2 separate regions of the Homo sapiens genome follow, and region 1 is linked to region 2. The links are chromatin loops, found by intact Hi-C in ENCODE. Cell type or tissue: K562. All regions are shown on one strand. Links, peaks and the distances in the headings refer to the core of each region. The heading gives the core; the rest is flanking DNA. Region 1 overlaps FHOD3 (formin homology 2 domain containing 3). Region 2 has its middle 29 kb from the start of RPRD1A.

Region 1 (2,805 bases), core at 81-2,580, 320 kb after region 2:
AGACATTTGAGTTGTTTCTATTATGAATAATGCTGGTATGAACATTTATGTACAAGTTTTTGTGTCAACATGTGTTTTTACATTGCCTAGGCATGTACCTAGAATGGGATGGTTAGATCAGTTAGTAACTCGACATTTAGCGTTTTAAGGAACTGCCACATGATTTTCCAAAGCAGCTGCCCCATTCACATTCCCACTGGTAATGTATGAGATTTCCAGTTTTTCCACATTCTTACCAATGTGGTAAGAATTTGTTTTTGTCTGTCTCGTTGATTATAGCTGTTTTTAGTGAGTTTGAAATTACATCTCAGCATGATTTTGATTTGCATTTCCCATGTGGCTAATGACATTGAGCATCTTCTCATGTGCCTATTGGGCATTTGTATATCACCTTTGGAGAAATGTTCTTCAAATCCTTGGCCACTTAAAAAATAGGGTTATTTGGCTTTTTTTTAATTGTTAAATTTTGTAGGAGTTCTTTATATATTCTGGATACAAGTCCCTTATCAGATATACGCTTTGCAAATATTTTCTCCCATTCTGTGGGTTGCCTTTTTGTGTTCTTGATGATGTTCTTTTAAACAGAAAGTTTTTAATTTTGATGCAATCTAATTTACCCAGTTTTTTCTTCTTTTTGCTTGTAATTTTAGTTTTATATCTAAGAAATAATTGCCTAATCCAAGGCCATGAAGATTTACTTCAATTTTTCTCTAAGACTTTTATCATTTTAGCTCTTACATTTAGGTCTCTGATCCATTTTGTATTTAGTGTGAGGTAGGGGTCCAATTTAATTTTTTTTGCATATGGATACCCAGTTGTTGTAGCACCATTTGTTGAAAAGACCATCCTCATATATTTTTGATGTTAATAAATACATTTTAAATTTCACTTTTAAAACTTTTAAGTGCTTTTGTAAATTTCTTTGGGATCCGTTGTGAAGAAAATTATCAAAATAATGTAATTCCTCAAAGGGTATCATTTGTTACTATGTGATCCTGAATGAGGAATCAATTGATTTCTTATCTGTCTATATTTGAAACTAACATTCATAAAAGGATATTTAACCATTGAATTCTGGCTCTTAAGACAATAAAATCTGGCCTCTAAACACCTTTTTGTTCCTATTTTTTAGTGGCTGCATTTCATCTTATTTTACTTCATTTATTTTTTATGTTAATTGCCTTATTTGCTTTTTATTTTTGTCAGTATAATATAGAGTAACCACATTTACAATGTTTGCAGTACAAAATAGAGCAACTGATCCTGTGGGTTTATCTCCACCACCTGGCCTGAGTGGCCCAGGAGAATGCTGTAGTTATTAATTTTCAAAAAGGGTGAAGAACCAAGATTCTGATTCCTATTTTTAAAATGAAAGCCCCCTAACTTATTCCAGTGCCTTGGCACTCTCCTGCCTCTAGTCCTAAAACAAGGCCACCATGTGGCCATTTGGGAGATTGACCTGCCCACTGGCTTTTTCTCTTTGGGTAGCTGCTGCTCCAAGCAATGGCGCCTCCCTTGGCCTTTCTTCTCTCACCTACAACCAGATGCTCCTAAAATAGACTCTTCCTGGTGGCCCATCTGCAGAGCAACAAACCACTGGAGTGGTGAGTAGGATTTGAGCCCTTTGTGTAAAGTGTGTGTAAAGTGCTTGCCTAATTATAACCAGAACTGTTTCCCACAATCCCCCATCCCACGCAGGCAGGAAGGGGCGGGGCTGGAGGGCAGTTAATATTGCTCAGGGTCATTGCTTTAGGGGATGGGTTGCAGGGGATTGAAAAGCTGCTCAAACTCACTGCTCTTTCTTTAGCAAGAACAAATGTGATGAGGGGATCCGTATGAATGCAAGTCCCTTCTGTATATATGTTCACATCTGCACTTGGAGAACAATTTGAGAAAAAGCTCCTTACCAAGATAATTAAAACTACTTTAGTTCCAGTATTTTAAATTAAACTAAAATTTATAGAAATATAGCTTACTCTAAGGGGAAAAAGTGATACCAATTTTAAAACACAAATAAAAATGTTGCTGCAATGCATATAATTTAAAATCAGGGTGATTGACAAGTGACAAGGACTAAAATCAGATTTATTCTTGAACAGCTGGGAAAGCTATCCATGTGTCTTGGAAAGATATTATGCGATTTTCCCCATGTAAAAGTAAAAATGATTCTGGAGAAGAGTTGCCCAGATGAACCTCTTCTTCCCTTAAAGAGAGACTTAAGGTAAAGAGAATTTGCTCTTAAAGCCATTTTATAAAAGTCATAATACTTTTTGCTACAATCATTTCAGGCTTTTTTTGTTTTAATTAAAGGATGTTTGCTGTTAAATAAAATTAAGGTTAAAAATGTTAGGTATAGAAGTCTAATGTTGAAAATTGTACAAAAAGCCGATATATAATGAAGAATGAATGATAACAAGAATTTTCTCATCTTCCTAGCAGCATGTTGCAGTGGGTTTCTGGGGCAAGGAGTGGTGGGGATGGAAGCTCACAGAGGTCATATTGTTGCTTTGGAACTGGTGTCCTAGACACCTACCTGGAGCCTTCACAGGGCCACTGCCCACTGGTGGGCACATGGTGAAACTTCATTCAACAAAAAGACACAACTGAAGATCTGGCAATGGGCAGGGCCAGAGCAGAGAACTGCACCTTTCCCAGAAACACAGTTGTGTCATTTAGGCACCCTGGTTTTCAGCAAAAGGCATCAGAAATTTGTCAGAAAGGTGGACTGTTCCTTATATTTTCCAACATAAGACCAATGTTGTTGTCAGGTTGTGTTTGGAAAAAGAACCCTTAAGAAAAGATGCC
Region 2 (2,805 bases), core at 251-2,750:
TCTAACAGTGGAATCACACATCTCATAGGAAATGGAGAAAAAGGACATCAGACATCCGACTGCAAAATCTCTTTTAAGAAAGGATGTCCCCAATAAAAGAACAAAGAAAGGAAGGAAGGAAAGAAGGAAGGAAGGCAGGAAGGCCCAGCTTGGGCAACATAGCAAGGTCTCATCTCTACTAATATATACATAAATAAATAAAACCGGCATGGTGGCGTGCACCTGTAGTCCCAGCTACTCAGAAGGCTGATGTGGGAGGATTAATTGAGTCTAGGAGTTTGAGGTTGTAGTGAGCTATGATTGTGCCACCTGCACGCTAGCCTGGACAACAGAGTGAGACCTTGTTTAAAAAAAAGGAAAAGTAAAGATGCCAAACTTGAACTCCCAAATTTTCAACTTTGGAGACCGTAGACAGGAGTTTAAGTTTCTTCTGTGGCATCAACTAGCTCTAGGACTTTAACCAAACCAATTAACCTCTCCAAACTTCGTTTTAGTCATCTGCAATATGAAACTAATAAGGCCTATATAGTAAGGCTGTTATGAGGATTGGGTAGAATTATGTAGAGGACTATAGTAGACCTTAGTAAATGCTATTTTTTCTTACTTCATAATCTCTTCCCATTTGCCAAATGTTTTCGGCTAAGATGAAGTGGGAGTAAAAATTAGCTGGGCGTGGTGGTGAGTGCCTGTAATCCCGGCTACTCAGGAGGCTGAGGCAGGAAAGTCACTTGAACCCGGGAGGCGGAGGTTGCAGTGAGCCGAGATCATGCCATTGCGCTCCAGCCTGGGCAACAAGAGCGAAACAGCGAAACTCCGTCTCAAAAATAAATAAATAAATAAATAAATAAATAAATAAATAAATAAATAAAGGACAACTGTGATATCTATTCTTTTGTATCTGGCTTTTCCCACTTAGCATATGTTTTCAAGGTTCATCCATGTTGTAGATAATTTTTTGTCTACAACGTTTTTGGAGATAAATTTGTTTTGTCTACAATTTTTTGTAGACAATTTTTAAATTGCATTTTCTTGTATGAGTGAGATTGAAATCCTGTAATATGTAAGCTTTTATATGATAAAAAGCCATTTGCGTCTTTCTCCATGACCACTTAATTCATGTTTGTAGTCCATTCCTCCTATCCAAGAATAGGAAATAACTTTACATGTACTCAAATATTTTGGCCCATCAGCAGCATTTGAGTTTCTCTTCACATACTTCTTGCACAGTTATGTTAAATAAAACTAGTTCTTTAAATTTACACCAAAAAAATAGCTAGTAATTGAACACTAGTAGCATCATTTCTAAATTAGTCATCTTCTCAATTTGTAAAATTTGAAGTTGTGTTAAAATTCCACAAGGTGGCAGACTGGTTCTACTAAGTTGGGCTTACTGCATGGGTTTAAATAACATCCTAAATGTGTTATATGCATTCAATGGAATAGTATTTAGCTTTAAAAAAGTGATATTCTGACACATGCTTCAACATAAATGAAAAAACTTTGATAAGATTATATTAAGTGAAATAAGCCAGTTACAAAAGGACACATATTGTATGTTCCACTTAAATGTGTAGTCAAAATCAGAAAGACAAAGTAGAATGGTGTTTGGCTGGGAAAAGAAGAAATGGGGAGTTATTGTTTAATGGATCCACAGTTTCACTTTCAGAAGACATAAAAATTCTGAATATGGATGGTGGTGACGACTGCACAACAATGTTAGTGTACTTAATGCCACTAAATTGTACACTTAAGAATGATTAACAAGGTAAATTTTATGTTATTGTATATTTTACCACAATAAAAAAGATGGTAAAAAATAAGATTCAAGTAAAGAAATGTATAAAGAATACAAAAGTCTTCCACTGTACTGTGTATCCTTCCAAAATTTCTGTAAGTACACCCACACCCAGGTGTGGTGTGTACTCAATATTTTACACTGTATTGTTCAATCAAGAGAAATATCCACCTCATCCTTTTTTAGAAAAAAACTTAGGAAAAGTTACTTTTTTCCTATGCAGTAGAATTCTGTGAGATTCACTACATATAGATTTGTGTAACCACCACCAAAATCAGGATACAGAATGATTCCATTACCATCTCTCAACCCCTGCCCCCCAAAAATCAAACTCCTATGCTAGTATTTTACAGTCACAGCCTTCCCAAAATGAACCCTGGGCAACCACTGATCTTTTCTTCCTATCATATTATCTTCTCCAGAGTACCATATAAATGGAAACATGTAATATGTAACCTTTTGAGTCTGCCTTCTTTCACTTAGCAAAATCACCATGTATTCATGGAGGTTGTTGCCTGTGTCAGTAGTTTATTCTTCTCACTACTGGGTAGTATTGCACTACACAGATATACCACAGCATTATTTATCCATTCAACTGTTGAAAGACACTTGGGTGGTTTCCAGTTTCTGGTGATTGTGAATAAAGCTGCTATACAAGTTTTTGTGCAAATGTTAAGTTTTAATTAGTCTAGGGCAAATACACAGGAGAGGGATTGTTGGGTCATAATGTACCCATAATGTAGTTGTATATTTACCTTTGTAAGAAATTACCAAATTGTTTTCCATAGAGGCTGTACCATTTTGCATACCCACTACCAATGTATGAAAGTTTAGTTACTCCACATCCTTGCTGGATATTGATATTGTCAGAATTTTTAATTTTAGCCATTTTAGGAGGTGAATACTGACAGCTCATTATGGTGTTAATTTGCATTTCCTTAGTGATTTATGCTATTGAACTCTTTTCATGTGCCGCCATGTGTTCTCTTTGGTGACATATCTACATATCT

Evidence for each region. Hi-C counts contacts between places; a loop is a spot of excess contacts. Peaks named below come from ENCODE experiments on the same cell type or tissue, not always from the same donor. Only the 100,000 strongest peaks of a DNase experiment are listed, where the experiment ranks them.
Region 1: a loop joins it to region 2, with 6 times the contacts of the local background. A loop is called at or near these places in 9 of 110 quality-filtered maps.

Annotation. Positions count from the first base shown.
Region 1 is chr18:36,410,411-36,413,215 of GRCh38, forward strand. The region is part of intron 3 of FHOD3 (formin homology 2 domain containing 3); the gene reads left to right. Among named protein-coding and RNA genes, the nearest start is that of FHOD3, 110 kb to the left of the region's middle. In K562, for the core only: CTCF peaks have their summits at 1,473 and 2,557 (motif pointing left); a DNase peak (open chromatin) is centred at 1,471.
Region 2 is chr18:36,094,753-36,097,557 of GRCh38, forward strand. No RefSeq gene overlaps it. Among named protein-coding and RNA genes, the nearest start is that of RPRD1A, 29 kb to the left of the region's middle. In K562, for the core only: a CTCF peak has its summit at 1,364 (motif pointing right); a DNase peak (open chromatin) is centred at 1,389.